3 separate regions of the Homo sapiens genome follow, and all the other regions are linked to region 1. A link is an interaction called in ENCODE POLR2A ChIA-PET data of the cell type or tissue named here. Cell type or tissue: B cell. All regions are shown on one strand.

The links. Peaks named below come from ENCODE experiments on the same cell type or tissue, not always from the same donor. Only the 100,000 strongest peaks of a DNase experiment are listed, where the experiment ranks them.
Region 2: POLR2A ChIA-PET joins it to region 1 with 6 read pairs; 6 of 35 experiments call an interaction of 5 or more read pairs at or near these places.
Region 3: POLR2A ChIA-PET joins it to region 1 with 7 read pairs; 12 of 35 experiments call an interaction of 5 or more read pairs at or near these places.

The regions. Positions count from the first base shown.
Region 1 is chr20:43,676,822-43,681,821 of GRCh38, forward strand. MYBL2 (MYB proto-oncogene like 2) reads left to right here. Exons shown (of 14, transcript NM_002466.4): 3 at 4,963-5,000. Among named protein-coding and RNA genes, the nearest start is that of MYBL2, 12 kb to the left of the region's middle. RefSeq lists an enhancer at 1,089-1,779. In B cell, CTCF peaks have their summits at 4,725 (motif pointing right) and 4,929; a DNase peak (open chromatin) is centred at 4,980; H3K4me3 peaks cover 626 bases; H3K27ac peaks cover 2,139 bases.
Region 2 is chr20:43,468,641-43,473,640 of GRCh38, forward strand. It overlaps the pseudogene RNU6-1251P. Among named protein-coding and RNA genes, the nearest start is that of SRSF6, 13 kb to the left of the region's middle. In B cell, no CTCF peak of the experiment used is centred here; no DNase peak of the experiment used is centred here.
Region 3 is chr20:43,726,326-43,731,325 of GRCh38, forward strand. GTSF1L (gametocyte specific factor 1 like) reads right to left here and starts at 677. Exons shown (of 1, transcript NM_176791.4): 1 at 1-677. The coding sequence starts at 369. LOC101927200 (a long non-coding RNA gene) reads left to right here and starts at 2,594. Exons shown (of 4, transcript XR_936741.3): 1 at 2,594-2,802. In B cell, no CTCF peak of the experiment used is centred here; a DNase peak (open chromatin) is centred at 2,066; H3K27ac peaks cover 361 bases.

The DNA of each region.
Region 1 (5,000 bases):
TTGTTTTGTTTTCAACCCATAGTTAACATCATAGATGTCTTTAATTTTAGGATTGGGTTTTTTTTTTTGTATTGTATTATTTGTATTGCTTTTGTTTTTTGTTTTTAAATAGAGAAGAGGGTCTTGCTATGTTGCCCAGGCTGGTCTCCTGGGCTCAAGCAATCTTCCTGCCTTGGCCTCCCAAAGTGTTGGGATTACAGGCAGAAGCCACCATGACTAGCTTGTTTTGTTTTTTCTAAAACTTGCTGTGTGAGTGGTAAACTCCTTTTAAATCATGAAAGATGTTTTTCCAGATGCGTGCTAAGCAAACCTTTTCTGCTCATCCTGTTGTGGACCAGGGACTATATTTGGCTCTTGTGGGCTTAGAAGAATAAACAAGACCAAGTTCCTACCCCAGAGCAGATTTCTCTCTGGAATGGAGAGATAAGACCGTGTGCAGGTCCCTGGAATGTGCTGTGGTCATCCGCGGCACCGGTAGGATCAGTGTCTGTTGGTGCTCACTGTTGTAGCTCTGGGCACCTGCTAATTGTAAGATGAGTGGATGGCAAGTACCTTTAGAAGGAGAGATTACTGCTGCCTGAAGAGGTTAAGGAAACTTATGTGGAGAAAGTGACCTTTGAGCTAAGGATGAGGATTTGGAAATTTAGCAGTGAGGGAAGACCTACAGTGTGCAAAAAGTGGGTAAGTCAGATCAGGAAAGGGGCTATAGGTGGAGAAAAGCCAGTACAGGAGGCCAGTTTGGTGGGAGGGAAGGGTCCTTGAAGGGGAGAAATGGTTGACGGAGATGGCCGCCCGGCCACCCCTACTGGGAAGTGAGGAGCCCCTCTGCCTGGCCAGCCGCCCCGACTGGGAGGGAGGTGGGGGGGTCAGCCCCCTGCCTGGCCAGCCACCCCGTCCGGGAGGTGAGGGGCGCCTCTGCCCGGCCGCCCCTACTGGGAAGTGAGGAGCCCCTCTGCCCGGCCACCACCCCGTCTGGGAGGTGTACCCAACAGCTCATTGAGAACGGGCCATGATGACAATGGCAGTTTTGTGGAATAGAAAGAGGGGAAAGGTGGGGAAAAGATTGAGAAATCGGATGGTTGCCGTGTCTGTGTAGAAAGAGGTAGACATGGGAGACTTTTCATTTTGTTCTGTACTAAGAAAAATTCTTCTGCCTTGGGATCCTGTTGATCTATGATCTTACCCCCAACCCTGTGCTCTCTGAAACGTGCTGTGTCCACTCAGGGTTAAATGGATTAAGGGCGGTGCAAGATGTGCTTTGTTAAACAGACGCTTGAAGGCAGCATGCTCGTTAAGAGTCATCACCACTCCCTAATCTCAAGTACCCAGGGACACAAACACTGCGGAAGGCCGCAGGGTCCTCTGCCTAGGAAAACCAGAGACCTTTGTTTACTTGTTTATCTGCTGACCTTCCCTCCACTATTGTCCTGTGACCCTGCCAAATCCCCCTCTGCGAGAAACACCCAAGAATGATCAATAAAAAAATAAATAAAGAAAGAAAGAAAGAAAGAAAAAAAAAAAAAAAGAAAGGATACACTGGGGCTGATTCCTCGAGGGCCTTGAATGTTGGGCTTAGAAGCTGTAGGATTGTTCAGCTCTCAATGCAGAGCCAGGTTAGCTTGGTTTTTGGATTGTTTTTTCTAACTCTGAACTGGACAAAGATGGAAGGTTTTTAATGCAGGGAGTGATGTGAATGTAGCCGGGCTTCAGGGGAGTTCATCTGCTGTGTGGGGGATCGATAAGAGAGATGGGTGGCCTGGCGCGGTGGCTCACGCCTGTAATCCCAGCACTTTGGGAGGCTGAGATGGGTGGATCACCTGAGATTAGGAGTTCCAGACCAGCCTGGCCAACATGGCTGAATCCTGTCTCTACTAAAAATACAAAAAATTAGCTGGGTGTGGTTGTGGGCACCTGTAATCCCAGCAATTTGGGAGGCTGAGGCAGGAGAATCACTTGAACCCAGAGGCGGAAGTTGCAGTGAGCTGAGATCGCACCATTGCACTCCAGCCTGGACAACAAGAGCAAAACTCCGTCTCAAAAAAAAAAAAAAAAAGAAAAAAACATATAGAGCACAGGCTGGGGCTGAGAGACCAGTGCTGAGGGAGTGGGAGAGGGCGCTGTGCCAGGCAAGCAAGAGGTGGCTGTGGAGAGGGCAGTGCGGGGATGGAGCTGACCACGTTGGGGAGTCCCAGGGTGGGTGGGAAGAATGTAAGTTTGGAAATGATAGTATCCAGGTCAGTTGTCAGGGAGAGTGGTGGTGCCAGAGATGGACTGGGGAACACAGAAGGAAGCAGGTAAGAGCCTGGCCAGGGCAGGGAGGGGACATGGTATAGGTAGGGAAGGGTGTCCTGGGCTGGCTCACCCAGAGAATTTATGGTGACTTTGCCCAGCCTGTGCTGGTTCTGGCCAAGCTGTAGTTGAGGGCTTTGATACCTGTCGTGGGCCACGTTGTGACCAATTTTTCTGTCTAGGAGCATGTATACATATATACACATATAAATTTGTATGTGTGACAAAACCACCTCACTTTAAATTTATCCCCTTTTCCTCCCCCTTAAATCTACCCCTTAACCATCTTTAACTTTGTAGTTCAGTGGTGTTAAGTATTTTCAGATTGTTTTGCAAAAGATCTCTAAAACTTTTTCATCTTTGAAATTGGAAACGAGGCTGAGTGTGGTGGTTTATGCCTGTAAACCGAGTACTGTGGGAGGCCGAAGCGGGAGGATTGCCTGAGTGTAAGAGTCCTAGACCAGCTTGGAAAACATAGCAAGACCCTATCATTAAAAACAAAACAAAAAATACCCACCAACTTGGTGGGTCACGGTGGCTCAGGCCTGTAATCCCAGCACTTTGGGAGGCCGAGGCAGGAGATTGCTTGAGGCAGTCTAGACCAGCCTGAAGAACATGTGAGATCCTGTCTCTACAACAAAAAAATGAAAATTAGCCAGGCCTGGTGGTGTGTGTCTGTGGTCCCACCTACTTGGGAGGCTGAGGTGGAAGGATCACTTGAGCCCATGAGGTTGAGGATGCGGGGTGGGCTGTGTTTGCACCACTGCACTCTAGCTTGGGTGACCAAGAGAGACCCTATCTCAAAAAAAAAAAAAGGATGGAAAACTGAAACTAATTAAACATGAATTCACTCTCCTCCCACCCTCCAGCCCTTGGCAGCTATCTTTCTACTCTGTTTCTGTGATTTTGACTATTTTATTTATTTATTTTATTTTTTCAAGACAGAGTCTTGCTCTGTTGCCCATGCTGCAGTGCAATGGCATGATCTTAGCTCACTGCAACCTCTACTTCCCGGGTTCAAGTGAATCTTCTGCTGCAGCCTCCCGAGTAGCTGGGATCACAGGCGCCTGCCACCACGCTGGGCTAATTTTTGTATTAGTAGAGACGAACTTTCACCATGTTGGCCAGGCTGGTCTCAAACTCCTGACCTCAGGTGATCCACCTGCCTCGGCCTCCTGAAGTGTTGGGGTTAAAGGCATGAGCCACTGCTCCCTGCCTGATTTTGACTATTTTAGATGCTTCCTGTGAGTGGAATCCTGAGTATTTGCCCTGTCTGGCTATTTGACTTAGCATAGTGTCCTCAGCTTTCATCCATGCTGTAGCATGTGTCAGAATTCTCTCGACTGAGTAATATCCATTGTTTATATGCATGACATTTTCTTTCTTTTTTCTTTTGTTTGAGATGGAGTCTCACTCTTGCTCTGTTGCCGAGGCTGGAGTGCAGTGGCATGATCTCGGCTCACTGCAACCTCCGCCTCCCAGGTTCAAGCAATTCTTCCTCATCCTCCCGAGTAGCTGGGATTACAGGCACCCACCACCACACCTGGCTAATTTTTGTATTTTTAATAGAGATGGGGTTTCGCCATATTGGCCAGGCTGGTCTCGAACCCCTGACCTCGTGATCTGCCCACCACGGCCTCCCAAAGTGCTGGGATTACAGGTGTGAGCCACTGCGCCTGGCTTGACATTTTCTTTATATATTAATTGATTTGACTGAGGAAAACTTTATATATAATTAACTACAACCATTTGTAGTACAATTCAGTAGAACCACCAGCACAGCCGGGCTATAGGACATTTCCATTGTCCCCAAGACATTCCTTGCCCCCCTTTGCTGTTCATCCCTTTCCACCACTGGCCTCAGACAACCACTTTTTGTCCCTATAGCTTAGTTTACATTTTCTAGAACTTCATGTGCATGGAATCATACGGCATGTACCCTCCTGTGTCTGGCTTCTTTCACACATCATAGTGACACTGAGATTCATGTTATCGCGTGAATTGGTAGTTCATTTCGGGAGGCTATTTTGATAGATACTAGCCTGTCTTCTAACTACTCTTGTTTTTGCCCAGACCTCCAGCTTCTAGTGCTGAATCACTGTCAGCTCTGGCCTGAGTTCAGTAATGACCTCCTTATGTCCGCTCGGCTCCCTTCCAGCCCCTTTCCCACCCTGTAGCAGGCAAAGAGAACTTTACAAAGTTCTCTTCATAGAACGTTTGACTGTGACCACCCACTCTTCAAACACATCAGTGGTTTTGCATGATAGATGGTTGAACTGATGCTGCGAATGGTCTGGCCCCTATGGTTCCCTCCAAAATCATCTTGGATCTGTTTTGCTTCCTCCATTTTAGCTATTCTGCATTTCCTTGGAACCTGTCCCTTAGTGTCCCTGAGTAGGCAGTCACCACGTACCTCTCCATATCTCCCAGCAGGGGGTGGCTTTACTTTTGTTCCTGTGAGCCTTCCATTGGCAGCTGGCTCCCTCCCATGAGATCAGGGGCAGCTCTTTTGCTGCCTGCTGCTGCAGCTGTAGTGCCTGGCACCTTGTACGTATTCACTTCATGACGGAATGGATGAACGAGGCTGTTCTTTTAGATTGGGCTCTGTCACGGGCAGCCCTGAGGTTTTCTGCACGTATGTGTGCTGAGCCCCTGTCTTTCTGGTGTTGGCAGGACGAGCAGCTGAGGGCCCTGGTGAGGCAGTTTGGACA
Region 2 (5,000 bases), 210 kb before region 1:
ACTTCTTGGGGGCTGGGCATCGTGGCTCATGCCTGTAATCCCAGCACTTTTGGGAGGCTGAGGTAGGCAGATGACTTGAGCCCAGGAATTCAAGACCAGCCTGGGCAACATAGGGAGACCCTGCTTCTACAAAAAAATAGAAAAATTGGCCAGGCATGGTGGCAGGTGCCTGTAGTCCCAGCTACTTGGGAGGCTGAAGTGGAGGATCACCTGGGCCCTGGAGGTGGAGGCTGCAGTGAGCCGAGATCACGCCTCTGCACTCCAGCCTGGGTGACAGAGCAAGACTGTCTCAAAAAAAAGAAAAAACAGAAAACTACGTGGGGGCGAGTGCGGTGTCCCACACCTATAGGAAGCCAAGGTGGGAGGAGTTCAAGGAGTTGAAGGCCAGGAGTTCAAGACCAGCCTGGGTAACTTAGCAAGACCCCATTTGAACGTCTTTTTTGTCATAATGGCAACCATTGATTATTTTTGCCTAGATACATTAAACCATGGACTTGTGGCTTTAAACATTTATTTCAATCCATTGCAGCTCGTCTTATCAATGCTACCTTTTTATTTTTTTCTTTTTTGAGTTAGGGTCTCACTCTGTTACTTAGGCTGGAATACAGTGGCATGATCACGGCTCACTGCAGCCTTAACCTCCTGGGGTCAAGCCATCCTCCCACCTCAGCCTCCCAAGTAGCTGGGACTACAGGCACATGCCACCACGCCTGGCTAATTTTTGTATTTTTTGTAGGGACGGAGTTTCGCCATGTTAGCCAGGCTGCTTTTGAACTCCTGAGCTCAAGCAATCTGCCTGCCTCTGCCTCCCAAAGTGTTGGGATTACAGAGGTGGGCCACTGTGCCTGGCCTTCTAATCAATGATACCTAATTCTGTCTTCGGTCAGTGGAACTCAACTCAATTTGTCTCCTGAGTCCTTTTGAAACTATTCTAATCTTGTCAGTTTCCTCGCTTTCTGGTATGGTAAGATTTCCAGCATCATGTTGTACATTTTCAGTCCAGATCTGAAATCAGTCATTTCTCCAAGGAGCCCTGGTTTTGTTGGAAATGGTATTTAGCAACCAGTCTGGGCAATAAGCAAATTCATTGCCACTTGTTTGGTCATAGGCCTTTTCGGTGGACAGAGCTAGGAAAATATTACCTGATTCTCCCTCTAGCCACACAAATCATGTTACCTTCTGGTCATCTGAAGGTCCTCTCTTCTCCAAGCGGAAACCCTCTCAACCCTGCCTCAGTCAGTGCCACAGTTTTGAATCTCCTAACTATATGTTGTCTTTCTGCACTCTTAATTTGTGAGTGCCACTCTTTTTTTTTTTTTTTTTTTCTGAGGCGGAGTCTTGCTCTGTTGCCCAGGCTGGAGTGCAATGGCGCGATCTCAGCTCACTGCAAGCTCCGCCTCGCGGGTTCACGCCATTCTCCTGCCTCAGCCTCCCAAGTAGCTGGGACTACAGGCACCCGCCACCACGCCTGGCTAATTTTTTTTGTATTTTTGGTAGAGACGGGGTTTCACCATGTTAGCCAGGATGGTCTCGATCTCCTGACTTCATGATCCGCCCGCCTCGGCCTCCCAAAGTGCTGGGATTACAGGCATGAGCCACCGTACCCGGCGTTGTGTGTGCCACTCTTACAGAGTGGTGTCCACTGGTAGACAAAGCACTCCAGGTTTGCTCTAACCTGCTCAAAGCAGAGCAGTACATGGCTTCCCTGCCTGGATATATGGTTCCTCAGCTGACTTCTGGGCCGTTTCTGGCAAAGGGATAAGAGGATTAAAAGGAAACTGTTTCTCTAAGATCCTGCAGCCTCTTTTCCGCGCCGTCAGAGGGTTTAAAGCAGATAATGTGTCATCTTGCTCTGAATAATGAGTAGAGGAAGAAGGAAAATTCAGAGCCTAACTTTCAATGTGATTCTAGAGTACACAACAGCACTATAAATGGAATGAGTAAATAAATACCTCAAATTATAGTTTTCATCCACCTTGACCATTGCCTGCAGACCTAGCAGTAACTCAAGTCCAGACAACAGTGTGGCTGTGATCATAATAAGATGATCAGTGCTCACTAGTGTTTTCAGGAAGTTTTTCAGGAAGCCCTCGAAAAGTATAGCACCATGAGTCATCATAGTCCAACTCATATTCAGTAAGCGTTTATTAAAAACTTTGGCCGGGCGCAGTGGCTCACACCTGTAATCCCTGCACTTTGGGAGGCCGAGGCGGGTAGATCGCTTGAGGTCAGGAGGTCAAGACCGGCCTGGCCAACAGGGCGAAACCCCATCACTACTAAAAATACAAAAATTAGCTGGGCATGGTGGTGGGCGCCTGTAATCCCAGCTAGTCCAGAGGCTGAAGCAGGAGGATCACTTGAACCCAGGAGGCAGAGGTTGCAGTAAGCCAAGATCACCCCACTGCACTCCATCCTGGGCGACAGAGCAAGACTCTGTCTCCAAAAAAAAAAAAAAAAATGCCTTACCAGATGTGTGGTAGATTACATTACTATAAGAAATATTTATTGTCTCCCTTTTCTGCATTTATGAGTACTTCCCTCACTTGATGTTGGCCAATGGAATTTAGCAGGCATGATCTATTTGGTAGGCTGAATGATGCCCTCCCCCACCCCCCAAAAGGTCCACGAGCTAATCTCCAGAACCTGTGAATATGTAACTTAACATTGTAAAAGACACTTTGCAGATGTAATTAAATAACGTTCTGGAGATGTAATTATCTGGCTAGGCCCAGTGTAATCACAAAGGGAGGCTTTTTTTTTGACTCTCCAGCCTCCCTTATAATCTAGAGAGGCTGGAGAGTCAAAAATCAGAAAAAGTTGGTGTAAAAATGGAAGCAACAGTAGATTGGAGATGCTCTACTGTCAGCTCTGAAGATGGACGGAGCCACGGAACAAGGAAACGGATTCTCCCTAAGGGAGCACAGCCCTGCCGACTCCCTGACTGGGCCCATGCCTCCCTCCCTCCCTTGATTGGCCCAGTGAAACCCATTTCTGACTTTTGACCTCCAGAACCATAAGACAATAAATTTGTGTTATTAGGTTGGTGTAAATGTAATTGCAGTTTTTGCCATTACTTTGAAAATATTTTAGGCCGGGCGCTGTGGCTCACGCCTGTAATCCCAGCACTTTGGGAGGCCGAGGAGGGCGGATCACGAGGTCAGGAGATCGAGACCATCCTCACTAACATGGTGAAACCCCGTCTCTACTAAAAATACAAAAAATTAGCCAGGAGTGGTGGCGGGCACCTGTAGCTCCAGCTACTCGGGAGGATGAGGCAGGAGAATGGCGTGAACCTGGGACTCGGAGGTTGCAGTGAGCCGACATGTGCCACTGCACTCCAGCCTGGGTGACAGAGCAAGACTCCATCTCAAAAAAAAAAAAAAAAAAAATTTTAGACCACCAAGTTTGTGGTAATTTGTTACCAAAGCTCCAGAAAAATTATTACAACACAGCTAAAGCCTTAAGACACACTTGCACACCTGGGCTTGCTCTCCTGCATCCCAGCTGTCTCCATGAGAATAATACACCTCAGCCAGCCTGCTGGTCCAAGAGGACAAGAGACAGGCTGGCCAGAGCTGCCTGTGAGCCTTGGCCACCAGCTCGAAGCAGAACCCAGCCAGATCAGCCAACCTGCAGAAATGTGAAAAGTAAAAATGTAGTGGTGTGTGCTACTCAGTTTTGGGGGTTAGGGACAATGATAGCTAACTGATACGGGGTGCTAGGCAACTCCACATATGTCCCTGCAATAACTATACGTGGTAGAAACTGTTACCCAGCATTTTACAGATGATGAAACAGGTCAGGTAAACCCACATGCCCAAAGTCACACACAAGGCAGCATTCTGAAGTTCAGTCGTTTCATTTTGCCTAAATGAATATGAGAGATATCTTCCATTTTTCCATCCCAATTCCCTATCCGCCTGTCTGAGCCTCAGGAAACTAGCCTCATGACTTCCTCCACACACTTCCCTGCCCTCTGGTTTCTGAGTGGGACGTGGAGAGAGGGAGGAGATGGAAGTTGGGGTCTTTATTCCCACAGCACCCCACCCCTACCCCCGCAGACTTAACTAAGGCTGGCAGTGGCCTTCAACCAAAGGCCATAGTGTCTGGTGTACACAGCCCTCTTGTTCCAAGTCCCGGTAACCACTGCCTCCCCTTGTCCTAGCCCCTCCGTCTTACGCTAACCATTGTAATTTTTCTACATCCTGCCCACACCATTATAAATAAGTTAATGATTTATTGTGTCGTCTTCAAATTACTGAAGTGGGGAGTGTGCCTTCTGTTTCCTGTTGTGACGCTGCAGATAATAGCAAGTAAGTTAAACAGTAAGTAAATATTTCCTATTTCAGAGGAATATAAAACATCACACTTAGTGCTTGCTTCAGCAGCATATATACTAAAATTGGAACGATACAGAGAAGATTAGCATGACCCCTGCGCAAGGATGGCACGCAAATTTGTGAAGCATTCCATATTTTAATTAAAAATTATTTAAAAAATAAAGAATAAATATCGGGGGTAGATATGCAGGCAGGACGGGGCAAAGCTCTGAGGGGTAGGGTATGCAGGTCAGCATTATCTAGTTGCAATGGTTATGTTGGGTAATGGGCCACCTGGTGGTCTAGCTGGAGGCAACAAGGCTGTAAATCAATTGTTCATTCTTTCCTGAGATGGGACACTCTCAACCTTGGTTTGATATTCTGGATCTCCTAAGGCCAGTTCCTGGAATTATTTAAATAAAAGGCATGGTTAAACATTAAGAGAGCACAGAAGAACAATATAGAATGGCTGGACTAGGTGTGGTGGCTCACACCTGTAATCACTTTGGGAGGCTAAGGCAAGAGGATCACTTGAGCCTAGGAGTTCGAGACCAGCCGGGGCAACGTAGTGAGACCCTGTCTCTACAAAAGAATTAAAAATTAGGCAGGTGTGGTGGCGTGCACCTGTAGTCCTGTAGGTCTAAAACTGGCCTGTTTGGAGATTTGGTTATTATTTCACTC
Region 3 (5,000 bases), 50 kb after region 1:
TTGAGGAAAAAAAGTCTTAAGGACAAACACATGCTGGCAATTAGCGCCATCGACATTCCAGATATCGGGGCTGGGAAGGCAGGGTGAGACCTGCTGGGTGTCATCGTTCTGCTCTGAACTAGGAGGACTGACTTTCAGAGGGTTCTCGGTGTCCTCTTCTTCCACAGCGCTCCTGTTGACACAAACAGCCTCATGTTCCTCCAGATTTTTGATGGGGACCACGTGGCAGGCGTTGTATTTGCAGGTGGCCATCTTTTTGGCTTTCTTGGGGTTCTTTCTCCTGCACGATGCCAGGTGGTACTGGAATCTGCTGAGTGGGATTCGGTGGTGAGGATCATAAGGGCAAATTTCAAAGGCTTCTGGCTCCATGAGAAATTCTTGAAGCAGGGTATCTCACTGCTAGAGTCTAACGGAAATGCTTCTTGTGGAGAAGCCCTTTTGTAAGAAGGATGGAGTTGTCCTCTGCCCAGTTTTGGCCCTTGGGATTCTGTAGGTGACGGTCTTAACTTGTGGTCTGTTCTCTAGGACTGTGAGTGGTGGATTAGAAGAGAGATGAGGAGCTGCCAAAAGCAGCTACACAGAGAACAGAGTTAGCAAATGGCACCCGAGACAGAACTATAGCAGATGCAAGAGCCAAAAACCCACAGCCGCTTGACTCACGGATATACTATGATGTCAAGCTGCAGTCACCGGTGGTCACAATGGGCAGCCTAAGTCATCAGGAAGAGGCTATTGTGCACTGCTTGGGAGGGGTGGATGGCTTTGGGAATGCTGCCATCTAAAATTGCTCATGGATGTATGTTGTGACTTAAGTCTTTTAACTGTACGTATTTGTTTTTTGTTTTTGTTTTTGTTTTATTTGAGACAGAGTCTCGCTCTGTTGCCAGGCTGGAGTACAGTGGTGCGATCTTGGCCCACTGCAATCTCCGCCTCCCAGGTTCAAGTGATTCTCCTGCCTCAGGCTCCCGAGTAGCTGGGATTACAGGCACCTGCCATCATGCCCGGCTAATTTTTTGTATTTTTAGTAGAGACGGGTTTCACCATGTTGGCCAGGCTGGTCTTGAACTCCTGACCTCAGGTGATCCACCCGCCTCAGCCCCCCAAAGTGCTGGGATGATAGGTGTGAGCCCCTGCGCTTTGCCAGGGCTGGTTTTTGGATGTGATTCTCAGGGCCGTCTTTCTTTACCCTTCTGCTCTGCTGAGGCCCACAGCAGCCTAGTCTCCTTGGGTGTGGGGGAAGGGTTTAAATCTATTCATATATCGCAGAAGGTGAAGCCTTTTGGTGTTCAGCTTAACATGGGAAACATTTCCTATAAAACGCCCCATCTTAGGTCGACCCTGCCGTTGTCCCTCACAGAACTGGACCAAAGTCTGAATGGACGCAATTGACACATATCTCAGGGTGTTAGTGGTTTTGGTCCTCTGACATTCTATTTACATGTCTGGTGTTAGGTAGGATTTCTTCTAAAAATTGGCCTGGAGCTCCTTCCCACCCCCCACCCTGTTAAATTGTTTCTCAAGATCTGAGTGACAGTAGAGAAATACCATATTCCTGAATAGGAAGACTCAAAATCATAAATGAATATTCTCTGTAAACTAAATTACATAAATTACATAGTCATCCTAAATTGATACATAAATATAATGCAATTCCAAATAATTTTTGTAGCTTTATGTGCTGATATCTGATAGAGCAAGTCTCTGCTTGTTATTAGTTTTCCCCCCAAAAGCCTTGACTATCTTCAAGGATTTGTTATTCTAGATCATGTGTCAACAAACTATGGGCCCATGATTCAAATCCAGATGGCTATCTGCTTTTGTAAATAAAGTTTTATTGAAGCACAGCCACACCCATTTGTTTATATATTGTCCATTGGCTGCTTTTGAGCTAGATTTGAGTAGTTGCAACAGAATCCAGATGACCTAGAAACCTCTAATGTTTTCTGTCTGGCCCATTATAGAAAAAGCTCACCCATCCTATTCTTGGTGGTGGTTAAGGAAGCTGACTGTATTCAAATTCTACCTCCTGCCACTTACCAGCCATGTGACCTTGGGGAAGGTGTGTGTGTGAGTGTGTGTGTGTGTATGTGTGTGTGTGTGTTTCCTGGTATTTACTAAGCTCTATTGATGGTGTCTTTTCAGGTAGGCTTTGTAGTTTTCTTTCTATTTTTTGCACGTTAAAAAAAAATTAATCTATGATGCTTTATGGTTTTTTCTTTTTCTTTTTTTTTTGTCATTGTAAATGACACTTTTTCCATCTCTCCACATCCTAGCTATGGTGTTCAGCCTTTTTTGAGAATTGAAGTGATTGGCTTTGTCTACATTGTTACATAATTGCAACTGATCATACATGTGGGATGTCTTGTTACTATCATATGACATGCAGACAATTTAGCAACATGACACTCACTGATGTCATAGTAAGAAATTGTAATGGGAACCCAGGTATAGACAAAAGATTAGACAAAGGATTCTAAAAAAAGGCATCTTTCATAACTACACCATTTATTCTGGGTGTGCCAGTCAGGATAGGCAAGGTTAGGCTGCAATAACGTACAGTGCCAAAACTTCAGTAGCTTAAAACAACGAAGGCTTATGAGTCACTTTCAAGTCTAAAGCAGGTTTCTGGGTTGGGGAGGGGTATTGGGGATCTGCTCCTTGTGGTTAATGGAGCCAGGCTGATGGAGCCTCCATAGCAACACTTGCTTCCTTCTAGAAGAAGGAAGAGGATGTGGGGAGTCATGCGCGAGCTTCCACCAGGAAATGATAAACATCACTTCCGCTACTGTTTCATGGTTCAAAGTAAGTCCTACCTAACTTCAAAGAGCAAGGAGGTACGGTCTTTCCACATGCCCAGAAGGAGGAGAATAGGAACTTTGGGAAGTCCTGAGGGCTTCCCCAGTCTGCCCTTCTCGTCACCAGCATTCATTTCTCTTTTCTCCACACACACGGAGCATATTCTTCCCCATGGAAGAAAACCCAAAGTCCTAGCTCAGAGTGGGGGATCAATGGCTTACTCAGTGCTCTCCTGGGGCTTCTTGAGATCTTGAGATCTGGCTCTTACCCCAGACCAGTGGAATTCTAGTGCCTCAAACCAAGCTGGCTCCTATGAGGAGTATGAGGCCAAGAAGTTGTGTTCCCTGTACCCCAACCCACTCACCCTAGGGATAGCTCCTGGTTTGCTCTGCTGAGTGTCCTTGGTAAACTGTACCTTCCATATCATGCATGTAACACAGAGCCCATTTTCTTCAAGCCTACAGCCCACTATTAAAGGAAATATGGTCGGGTGCAGTGGCTCACTCCTATAATCCCAGCACTTTGGGAGGCTGAGGTGGGCGGATTGCTTGAGCCCAGCAGTTCGAGACCAGCCTGGGCAACATGGCAAAACCGTATCTCTACAAAAAATACAAAAATTAGCCTGCTGTGGTGGTGCGTGCCTCTAGTTCCAGCTACTCGGGAGGATGAGGTGGGAGGATCGCTTGGGAAGTTGAGGCTGCAGTGAGCCTAAATTGTGTTACTGCACTCCAGCCTGGGCAGCAGAGTGAGACCCTGTCTCAAAAAATATATTAAAATAATTTTTTTTTGAGACGGAGTCTCGCACTGTCGCCCGGGCTGGAGTTCCGTGGTGCGATCTCCGCTCACTGCAAGCTCTGCCTCCTGGGTTCACGCCATTCTCCTGCCTCAGCCTCCCGAGTAGCTGAGACTACAGGCGCCTGCCACCACGCCCGGCTAATTTTTTGTATTTTTAGTAGAGATGGGGTTTCACCGTGTTAGCCAGGATGGTCTCCATCTCCTGACCTTGTGGTCCGCCCACCTCGGCCTCCCAAAGTGCTGGGATTACAAGCGTGAGCTACCATGCCTGGCCTAAAATAATATTTTTTAAAAGGAACTATAGTGTTGTCCTTACTGGGAGTTAACAGGGAGTTCAGCATCTGCTCTTCCACACCCCCAAGCCTGGTGCAGTGTCTGCCAATGATGCTGATAGCAATCTTCTTTTTTTCTTTTTGGGATACAGTCCCTCTCTGTCACCCAGGCTGGAGTGCAGTGGCAAGATTTAGTCTCACTCCATCTCAAACTCCTGAGCTCAAGTGATCCTCCCACCTCAGCTTCCGGATTGCTGGGACTTACAGGGGCCAGCCATGACACTCGGCTGATTTTTTTATTTGTTGTAGAGATATAGTCTCTCTATGTTGCTCAGGCTAGTCTTGAACTCCTGTGCTCAAGTGATCCTCCCACTTTGGCCTCCCAAAGGTCTGGGAATTACAGGCGTGAGCCACCATGCCCGGCTGACAGTGACTTTTTAATCCCTAGTGCCATAGTCTTTTTCATGCTTCCGACCAGAGGTGGCCCAGGCTGGAGTCTTCAGGCTTCTGTAATTCTGGTTGTCTTTGATCGTTTGTGGTTTATTGTCCTTGAAAAATTATTTGCGAGGGTTTCCAAAGCCTAGGTTACATGTGCCTGGCTGAGAGAGGCTTTTAAATTCTGCATATGGAGATCACAATGAAAGCACTGTATCCGTCATTGAAATCCACATAATGAGGAGTAAGACATTGCTGTTGCAGGTTTCTTTGTGACCACGCACCTATTAGTGTGGCAGGCTGAGATTCAGTCCATTATGGAGAGAGGGAAGGCTGGGGTTGTTTGTGCTTCTTCTTTTTTTTTTTGAGATGGAGTCTCACTCTGTTGCCCGGGCTGGAGTGCAGTGGTGTGATCTCGGCTTACTGCAACCTCTGCCTCCCGGGTTCAAGCAATTCTCCTGTCTCAGCCTCCTGAGTAGCTGGGATTACAGGTGCCCGCCACTATGCCCTGCTAATTTTTTGTATTTTTAGTAGAGATGGGGTTTCACCATGTTGGCCAGTCTGGTCTCGAACTCCTGACCTCGTGATTCGCCTGCCTCGGTCTCCCAAAGTGCTGGGATTACAGGCGTGAGCCACCGCGCCCGGCTGTTTGTGCTTCTAATGGACATCTTGAATGGTCCTCAAGCCTGCAGCCTCCTCCTG